Linked DNA regions of Homo sapiens: region 2 is linked to region 1. The links are chromatin loops, found by intact Hi-C in ENCODE. Cell type or tissue: mesothelial cell of epicardium. All regions are shown on one strand.

Region 1 (5,000 bases):
TCTGAGCCTCAATCTCCCCACTGAAAATGATGGAGCTTGATAGGTTTTTAGGTAATAGTTCTCCTTTTTTTTTTTTTTAAATTTCACACAGAGGAGTGGCTTCATGGGATATAATTTCTCACTCCTGAATCTCAAGTCTTCCTTCCTCTTCCCTCTCTTCTTTTTTTCCATGGTGTTTGGTCTTTCTGGTGAGTGTGACTTTGTTGAAGGTAGGACGCAGGAGTTGAAAGAAGCTTTTACTTTGCCATAGAGAAAGAGCGGCCTACCTGAGTCTGTTTTGATATGGTAAATGAAAAGGTAGATGTCTTTGAGCTTGATCTATATCTGGCATGCCCTCCAGTCTTCTCTGTATCCATAGCCACTCTACTGGGCTGTAAGCTCACCTGTGTTTCCCCAGGCACTGCATGCAGTAGGTGCTCAAGAAGTGATTTTGGAGCAGACGATGAATCAGTGCTTCATTTTTCCTACATGGAGAAATGATTGTATCTCACTTCACTGGGCAGGTCTCCCTTGCATTTGCTGTTTTATAAAAGATTTTATTTGTGGTTGAATGACAGTCAGTTCTTTCAGGAAAATGAGAAAAACTGGTTTAGAACCATTGTGAAATTCCATTTTAATAGCAACAAGACCAGGCTCTGGCAAGTTCAAAAAGGGCAATCAAGAAATGCTTGTTTGCTCAACAGAAAGAGCTATTTAGGTGGTTACATGGTTCAGAGTCACCCCCAAACTCCATATAATTTTCAACTTCTAATGACTTTTTTAGCCTCTAAGGTAACTGGCGAAAGTGTAATTTATTTAGAGGAGTGTTTTGGGTTGGTTTCATCAAGTTGAGGATTGTCCCAGGTGCATCTGGAAACATCACCAGGAAGAGAAGAAACTCCACTGGGAAGGAGATAGGGTAGGGGTGTGATTTCCAACAACTCTTCACTCCTCCTGGCGTGGTTTACAGAGCAAATGTTTTTGAGCATCTTTTTTCTGTCTGGCACTGGTAAGACAAGCAGGATGCCATCCTTGCTCTCCAGTGGCTCAGAGCAGGCATGGGAATGGATCATTGTGATAGCCTGCGGTAAGTGCGAACTCTGCTCCTAGCTTAAGCAAGCCAGAGGGTCAGGAAAGCTTGCGGCTGGGAGAAGATTGTTGGGTGAGGAGAGGCTCAAGGGGGAGAGAGGGAAGAGAAGGGAGAGTGCTGGGCAGCAGTGACTGCGTGTACAGAAGCCTGGAGCCACGTGTGATGCACTTGGCAGCTCTATATCCTGAGCTCTGTTAGGGAGTGTCTGGGCAGGGTGCAGACCCACGTGCAGTGGGGCTGGGGAGCTCCTGTATCCCATCTCAGGAAAGCAGTTGCCACTCAGCTACAACCGATTGTTGCCATGGCAGAACACAGGCCCCAGTGTGGCCAGATCTTCTGATTTTTTTTTTTTTAAGAAAAGCTGTAAATCTGAAGTTTTATGTAAAACCTCCCAAAATTTCAAATCATGACCACTAATTGAAAAAAAAAGGTCTTATAAAACCCGAAAGTCCCACTCCGGGCCATTGGTTTATGAAACCTGTTTAGGGACTAGAGAGAAGCAGAGGGGATGAGGGGGACTGAGGTTCCCTGCCCTGGCCTCGGCTGTGCCCTGTGTAGCCTTCCCTGTGCCGGTGGTCAGGATAGTGGAGGGCTTGGACTTCAGTGTTGAAACAGAGTGCAGGTGACTTTGGAGAACTTTGCTCTTCCCCTAACCTTGCTTTGCTGTGATTCAGAGAGTAAGAGTCAAGTGAGGCTTAGGTTTTCAGGTTTCCTCGTTTTAATGCCTTTTCCTTCCTTACTAAATCTGGATGGGGAACGTGATGGGTGATAGTTGAGGCTGGATTGCCTCTTACAACTATTAGGCTCCCTTTGCCCCTGCTCACACCTCGCCCTGCACGGTTTGATCCAATGTGGAATTTCCCCTCTTTCTACCTTCTTTTTCTGCTTTATTGAAGATCGGGGAGAGGGCCAGATAAATACACTCTTGGGCCTAAACGAGCCCTTGATGTGGGCTTTTCTGCCACACTAGTCAATGAATGCTCGTCTTCCCCCTAGAGTAGATGAAAATAAATCTTTTGTTTAAAATTCTTTCTATTTTTTTTGAGACAGAGTCTTGCTCTGTTACCTGGGCTGGAGTGCAGTGGCATGGTCTTGGCTCACTGCAAACTCCGCCTCCCAGGTCAAGCGATTCTTGTGCCTCAGCCTCCCGAGTAGCTGGGATTACAGTTGTGTACCACCACACCCAGCTAAATTTTTTGTATTTTTCATTGAGACGGGATTTTGCCATGTTGGCCAGGCTGGTCTTGAACTCCTGGCCTCTAGTGATCTGCCCACCTTGTCTCTCAATGTGCTGGGATTACAGGCATGAGCCACTGTGCCTGGCCATACTTAAAATTCTTAAATACATAACACAGAGTTATCTAATAGAAATGTCATGCAAGCCGCATGTGTAACTTGAAATTTTCTGATATCCGTGTTAAAAAAGGAAAAAGACACAGGTGAAATTAATTTTCATAACATATTTTATTGAGCCCATTGTATCAAAAATGTTATCAATTCAACATGTAATTATAATAAAAATTCTTATTAAGGTATTACACATTTTTGATTTTTTACAAAGTCTTTGAAATCAGTGTGTGTTTTCCTCGTGACAGCCCATCTCAGTTTGGATTAGCCGCATTTCAAAAGCTCAGTAGCCACAGGGGGCTAGTGGCAACCATGTTGGACAGTGTGGCTGTAACAGATGCACATAAAAAAGTGACATTCCGCAGATATGAAGCAGTGTGCAGGCCACCTGTGAACCTGTTAATGAGAATGACTCATTTGATCGTGTCGTGATCAGCTCTCCATTCTCCTCAGGGTGAATCTACCAGCCCAGTTCCCTTTCCAGCCCCATCCCCTGTCTCCCTACCTCACTCTGTCCTGCCAGGCTGGCCTTCTGTTCCTTCCTCCCACGTGCCCAACACCTTCCAGCCTCTGAGCCCTCACACATGCTGTTCCCATTGTGTGGATTATGCCCCCTTCCCTCATCTCTCTTTGCTTGGTTTAAGCCAAACCATGTTTTCAGGTTAAATACCAGTTTTTCAGGAAGGCATTTCCTTATGTCCTTGCTTCCAACTCCAGACTAGATTGTTGCCCCGTGGGATGCTGTCATGGGGGAAAGAGAGGAGTGTGTTCCTTCTCCGCATGTACACAATGATAGTTATCTATTTATTGGTGAGATCTTGGCTTGACATTTCTCTACTGCATTAGGTGTTGCATGTCAAGAGTACAGGGGCCATGACTGCTTTGTTCACTCGTTTTGTCCATGGCAGCCTGTATAGTGGCTGCAGAAAATAGATGATCAGTAAGTATGGGATGAATGACACAGGGCTGAGATTCAGTCTTGTAGAGTAATCTGGGCCCATGGGACCTCCAGAGGATCCAGACCCCTAACAGTGGGGCTAGGGCGTCAGCCCCTGTGGCCAGTCCTGGGTCTCCTGCTTTGTCGTTGGCAGAGTCAGCCTCTCCCTGTCCCTGCCTTGACTGGCTTTTGGTTGCCTGTAAATTATATTTTTGGTGGCTGTTAATAAAAATATAGGGCTGGGGGGAGAAAAAAAGACTTTTCCTAATAGAATTTTATTAAATGGCACTAGTTTAAAAATGTCTCGTAAAAAGTTAATTAATTTGGGATTTGGGGATGAAAGGCGTGATATAAATGTCAGTTATTATTATTACAATTTCAGCCTCACGCTTATGCTCTTGATCCAGTCCCTGATCTGGAGTCTCTGCTACTCCCAGGGACTGGCGGCTTTGCTGAAATGCTGGAGGCAAATTTGAGCTTTGAGGCTCCATCGGGGACAAAGAGGACCTCGCCAAGTTAGGCTGTCCTGCCTTTTCTTCTAGAATAATGCAAGGCCTTGAGAGCCAGCACCACTGTCAGGGCCAAGAGCTGTTCAGAGCAGGATGGTCTTGGCGCTCTGCGGAGCCCCCTGGGCCAAAGCAGCCAGGAATATCAAGGCCACAGGCTTAGCCCCCTCACGGAAACCTGGGGTGTTAAAGCTTTCGGGGCTTCAAGAAATTACAGCCCCATTCTCATTTTATGGAGAGGGAAACTGAGTTTAAAGAGGGGCGGTGGCTTGCCTAGCCCAAGGTCACATAGCAAGTTAATTAAATTTATGGAGAAAAAGGCAGTGAATGCAATTAGTGAAGTGGGGGAAGTCTTCAAAAAAAAAAAAAAAAAAGATGCAGGCAATTTATTGGTGACAAGTCTAGAAACTATTTTCCAAGGAAATGGGGAGTCCTGGGACTTCTCTTGAGTTCACAGAGGCAGGCAGCCCTTCACTCCTTCAAGACATCCCACCTTTATGCCCCTGATGGCAGACACCGCACCTAGAGGAAGGGACTCGGCCCTGACCCAGCGTGTAATTACCAGTGCGAGGTAGGGGGCAAGCTGCGATGTTAATCAGCATCACCGCTGAAGAGTGAGTGTCTGTGTGCGTCTTTTGCCTCCTCTCTGAGAGGGGCTGTGAAAGTACCCCTCGCAGGATGTAGACGGGAGTGTGTGTGTTTATGTGCTGGAAATGGCAGCAGGCAAGTTGGGGATCTCATGTTCTTGGACTCATCTGTCCTTGCAGAGCTGCAAGGGAGCCTAGTGGCTGGTTATTCCCAGGACCCTTCCTGATGCCATCTCTGCTACAGAATTCCTGACAGGTGTTTGCTTGTTTCCAGTTGGGCTCACCCACATGTTCCCTGCAGCCCATTCCATTTGAGGTGGTTCTGGGAAAGCCTGCCTCCTCCTCACTGTCTTTGGTTCTTAAATCTGTGTTCTGTTTTGGGGACGACACAGACAGCATCTCCCCTGTCCCCTTCTGAGTGGAGGCCTGTTGTTATCCAGCACCACCATTGACAGAAGTCATGAGCTTGCGGAGCCTGCTGCAGAGGAGGGGCTCAGGGAAGGTTTGCAGAATGAAGCAATTTGGTGCTCTCGACAAAGAATCTGTCTTGGGGC
Region 2 (5,000 bases), 270 kb before region 1:
TCTGTGCGACCCCAAACCAATGTGGTCCCTCTGTCTGTGGGCTAAAGAGCAATCAGAAGAGCCATGAAAAATGACATTTTCTTAAACCTTGTGTTTTGTGAAAACTACATGTTATAGAGCTACCCCCCAACAAAAGGAACTGATGAACAGGAATACACAAAGGGGCTGTTTTGGTTAAGATCATAAATCCAACTCAAAACTAGCTTAAGCAAGCAAGGTAATTTATTGATTGTATCAGAAATGTGTTTGGCTACGAACAAAAACTCTGACTACGGTTGGCATAAATAAAGGTTTTCTTTGTCTCACATAATGTTCAGAGGTAGAGCCAGGCGTGGTGGCTCACACCTATAATCCCAGCACTTTGGGCGGCCGGGGTGGGTGGATCACTTGAGGTCAGGAGTTTGAGACCAGCCTGATGAACATGGTGAAACCCCATCTCTACTAAAAATACAAACATTAGCCAGGTGTGGTGTCCCGTTCTTGTAATCCCAGCTACTCAGGAGGCTGAGGCTGGAGAATTGTTTGAACCCAGGAGCGGAGGCTGCAGTGAGCCTAGATTGTGCCACCACACTCCAGCCTGGGCTACAAAGTAAGACTCTGTCTCAAAAAAAAAAAAAAGTTCAGAGGCAGGCAGTCCGGGGCAGGAGAGAACGCTCAGCAACCCCTCCTCTCTTTCTGCCCCATTGTCCCCAGCCTGGTCTGTTGAGGTTGTGAGGCAGCTGCAAATTCCTAGCCCTTACTCATAGGAAGGAAAAGAACAAAAATAGAAAAATGGAAGGAGGTCCACAGCCAGTTCTGATGACGTTTCTATATCAGTGATCTGTTTCTGCGTGACTAATCATCCCCAAACCTAACAGCTAAAAACCACCACACATTGTCGCTGATGAGTCTATGGGTTGGCTCGGAAGTTTTGCTGATTTGAGGCTGGCTTGGCTGATCTCAGCTGGGCTCGGTCATGTGTCTGTGAAAGACTGGTCTTCCACTGGGACCGTCCGATCTAGGATGGCCCTCTCACGTGGCTGGTGTTGGCGAGTTGTCAGCTGCTGGGATGTCTCCCTTCCACCAGCAGGCTAGCCTGGGATTGCTCACATGGTGACTGGGCTGGGGTTCAACAGAGGGAGCAGACATATCCAAAAGCTCTTGAGACCTAGGCTCAGGCCTGGCACAGTGTCACTCCTCCCACCTTCTATTGCCCCAAAGTCGTGAGGTCAGCTGAGATTAAAGGTGGAGAAATAGGCTGGGCATGGTGGCTCATGCCTGTAATCCTAGCCCTCTGGGAGGCCGAGGCAGGCAGATCATTTGAGGTCAGGAGTTTGAGACCAGCCTGGCCAACAAGGTGAAACCTCGTCTCTACTAAAAGTACAAAAATTAGCTGCGCGTGGTGGCACGTATCTGTAATCCCAGCTACTTGGGAGGCTGAGGCAGGAGAATCACTTGAACCTGGGAAGAAGAAGTTGCAGTGAGCCAAGATCGTGCCACTGCACTCCAGCCCAGGCAACAGAGTGAGACTCTGTCTCAAAAAAAAAAAAAAAAAAGGTGGAGAAATAGACTCTACCTCTCTCTGGGAGGAGCCACAAAGGCACCACGCACTGGGTGGTGTGGATAGGTGTGAAAGTGGAGTGTGGTGGCCAAGTGACACAGTTTGGCTGTGCTGGTTCACAAGGGCACCCTTAGCTTCATCAGGGCTTGGAAAACTGAGCTGTGAGCAGTTTCTGCCTCTATAAGAGAAGCCAGAGGAAAGGGGATCAGAAATGAAGCTGGGGCAGCCGGTCGCCAGCCTGCTACAGTCACCGACCTGGGAGATGGGTGGAACTAGCTGACAGCAGGGGCTCAAACAGGGTCATCTGGGCATCTCCCTCCATCGCTTGGCTCTGCTCAGCTCTGTGCTGTAAAGTGTCAGCTGAGTGAGTCACCAGCAGCCCCGACCTACCTTCTCCTGGCGCCACAAATCCAGAGGAAAGAGGATTTCTTTTTCCCTATTTCCCACCATTGATTGCAGGGAAACCTCTGACTGCTTTTGCCTGGTCAGGCGTCTTTTCCCTAAAAACATCTGTGGAGTCAAGGGCAATGGGTGCCGTAATGTCCAGCCTGGATCATCCGCTGTCCCCTCTGGCTCCTGGGGGGGCAGGTGGAGGTGGGGATCATGACAGACACTCTGCCAAGGCCGGATAGACAGCTGGAGTTGCCCAAAGGGACCAGAACAAGTGAGAGAGGAGAATGCTGGGCACACAAAGCCCACGGCCCTCAGCCCCTGCAGGGGCCACGTAGATGGACAGCTGGGAGTGGTGCTTTTGAAGAGTAGCCTTGGGAGAGAGGGAGGAGTGAAAGCTGGCATGTGGGAGCTGGTTGGTGTTTCACAATGTCCCATGTGCTCTGATGTGAGCTGGGTTGTGGCTGAAATCCTGCATCCTGGGGAAGGGCTGGAGAGCCCTCCTGGAGGGCCCGGGTGCCCCTTGTTTGAGGCACCTACCCTTCCGTCTTCAGAACCACAAAAGCACTTAAGCGTGGGTGTCAAAAACCGTGAATGCCCCGAGAGAGGAGCTGACACCATTTCCACTGCAGCACAGCTGTGTGCCCTGTGAGCGTGTCCAGACCCCAGACCTGCTGCATGGGCTTGAAGCGCCACAGACAGGCACCTGGTACAGAAGGTCGGACAGAGTGGAGAGTTCCAGTCAGCGAGTTCCTCGGAGGGCTGCATTTCAGGGATGCCTAGGGCTGCTCTGAGAAATAGAAAAAGGTTCTGTGATAGAAGTTTGGGGAACGCTGGGTTGAAGAAAGTTCACTTATTCATTCATCCAACAGATATTGATTATTTATTACATACCAGTGTTCTAAGGGCTGTGAGCACGCAAGGGAATAAAATAGACAAAAATCCTTGCTTGGGTTTTACAGTCTAGTAAGAAGATTGAAGAGTTTTCTCTTCTGCAGGACTTCTCAGGGCCTTTAATATACAAATGGGCATCACCAAAAGGGGGTAAGGCAGGCTGTGTTTCCTAGAGTTATTGAACCCCAGAAACTCTTGTTGTGAGGGGGCACTTATAGAATTGTTGTTTTATGAAATAGATTTTGAGAAACACTAACATCATCCAACCTCTTGTACAGATGGGGAAATTAAGACCATAGTCAACGTCGTTGGGCAGAACTGGCACTGGAGCCAATGTCTCCTGACTCATGGCACCGGGCTCTTGCACATCCTTTCCCTTTGATTCCCACCCTCCCTCCCTTCTTTTTCCTTCCTTCCTTCCTCTCCTCCTCCTCCTTCTTTTTCTTCTTTCCTTCTCCTCCTTCTTCTTTCTTTCCCTCCCTTCCTTCCTCCCTCCCTTCCTTCCTTCCTCTTTCTTTTTCTTTCTTTCTCTCTCTTTCTGTCTCTCTCTCTCCTTCCTTCCTTCCTTCTCTCTCTTCCTTCCCTTCTTTCTTTCTCTTTCCTTCCTTCCCTCTCTTCCTCCCTCCCTCCTTTTCTTTCTTTCTTTCTTCTTTCTCTTTCTTTCTCTTTTCTTACTTTTCCTTCCTTCCTTTCTTTTTCTTTTTCTTTCTTTCTTTCTCTCCCTTCCTTCCTTTCTCTTTCTCTCCTTCCTTTCTGTCTCTCCTTCCTTTCCCTCCCTTCCTTCCTTTCTTTTTTCTTTCTTTCTTTCTCTCTCTCTCCTTCCTTCCTTCCTTCCTCTCTTCCTTCCTTCCTCCGTTTCCCTTCCCCTTCCCCTTCCCTTCCTTTCTTCATTCTTTCCCTGCCTTTAAGATATGGGAGGCTATAATGAACCTTGATGCCTGAGATAACACCTGAAAGCTCCCATGCTGGCCATGGGCCACCTGGGCTGGCATCCTGCTGAGACACCACACCTTTGACCACATAAACCATGTTCTGTGACCTCTCCCCATGCCCATCCCTGCTGACATGAACAGCCGGGCCCATACCTTGGGAAAGGAGGCAAACTGGAACATGGGAAGCAAAGTGAGACTGTGAGGGAAAAAGCTAGTTTACAAAAGTCCAGCTGACATCTTGGTGCTTGGGGAAGTTGTCTGCTTTCTTGATTAGACGTATGAAGGGGGTTCTTTTCCTCTGTGGACATCCTTGAGTGCTCTCATGTCCCTCAGTTCATTCCTCAGTTCACAGTATGGGGACTATGTTTGGTGTCTGGAATCTGCAAAGAGCTTGCAATCTCCAGGTGTGTTGCTCATGCAGTGGCCAGGCCAGCGGGAGAGGTGTTAAAGCACAGAGCAGGAGACTGGAGGATAAAGGAGGTGAAATCACCTACACGATGTCATCAGTTGGTGACATCACTTGGTGGAGCTAGGACTTGAAATCCAGGTCTCACTGTCCCCTCCCCCAATACCCAAGTTCTTCACTAAGGAGTGAATTGTCTTTAGGGGACTAGAAGCTCTTGATCAGTCAAGTAAGAACAAAGATTCCAGTTCCAAGAACCTCAGAAGGTTTGGGGGGCTATCAAATAAAATACCGTTTGTGACAGAATGTTGACAGCAGTCAAATGATGAGGGATGGTGTTCGCAGTAAAGCCACAGGTTCTATTCTAGGTGCTTTTCAAACATCACATTTTGCTGATAAGAAAACCGAGGCTCAGGGAGGTGAAGCCACTTACCCAGAGCCACTCACCTGGCAAAGGACCCTGGCCAGGGTCAGACTGAGACCTCCTTGGTCTGTGTTGAGAGCCGCGTTCTTTCTACTGCCACTCATGGCCTGCCCCACAGCACAGGACAGTCAAGTTGTGAGCAACTGCTATTCTTTAAAATAGTCTGGCCGGGCGCAGTGGATCACGCCTGTAATCCTAGCACTTTGGGAGGCCGAGGTGGGTGGATCACAAGGTCAGGAGATTGAGACCATCCTGGCTAACACAGTGAAACCCCGATTCTACTAAAAATACAAAAAAAAAAAAAAAAAAAATTAGCCAGGCGTGGTGGTGGTGCCTGTAGTCCCAGCTACTCGGGAGGCTGAGGCAGGAAAGAATGGCGTGAACCAGGGAGGTGGAGCTTGCAGTGAGCCAAGATCG

What was found. Peaks named below come from ENCODE experiments on the same cell type or tissue, not always from the same donor. Only the 100,000 strongest peaks of a DNase experiment are listed, where the experiment ranks them.
Region 2: a loop joins it to region 1, with 17 times the contacts of the local background. A loop is called at or near these places in 1 of 110 quality-filtered maps.

The regions. Positions count from the first base shown.
Region 1 is chr9:113,942,184-113,947,183 of GRCh38, forward strand. The region is part of intron 1 of ZNF618 (zinc finger protein 618); the gene reads left to right. Among named protein-coding and RNA genes, the nearest start is that of ZNF618, 68 kb to the left of the region's middle. In mesothelial cell of epicardium, no CTCF peak of the experiment used is centred here; DNase peaks (open chromatin) are centred at 1,208, 2,208, 2,858, 4,438 and 1 weaker place.
Region 2 is chr9:113,674,824-113,679,823 of GRCh38, forward strand. The region is part of intron 2 of LOC105376223 (a long non-coding RNA gene); the gene reads left to right. Among named protein-coding and RNA genes, the nearest start is that of ZNF618, 200 kb to the right of the region's middle. In mesothelial cell of epicardium, no CTCF peak of the experiment used is centred here; no DNase peak of the experiment used is centred here.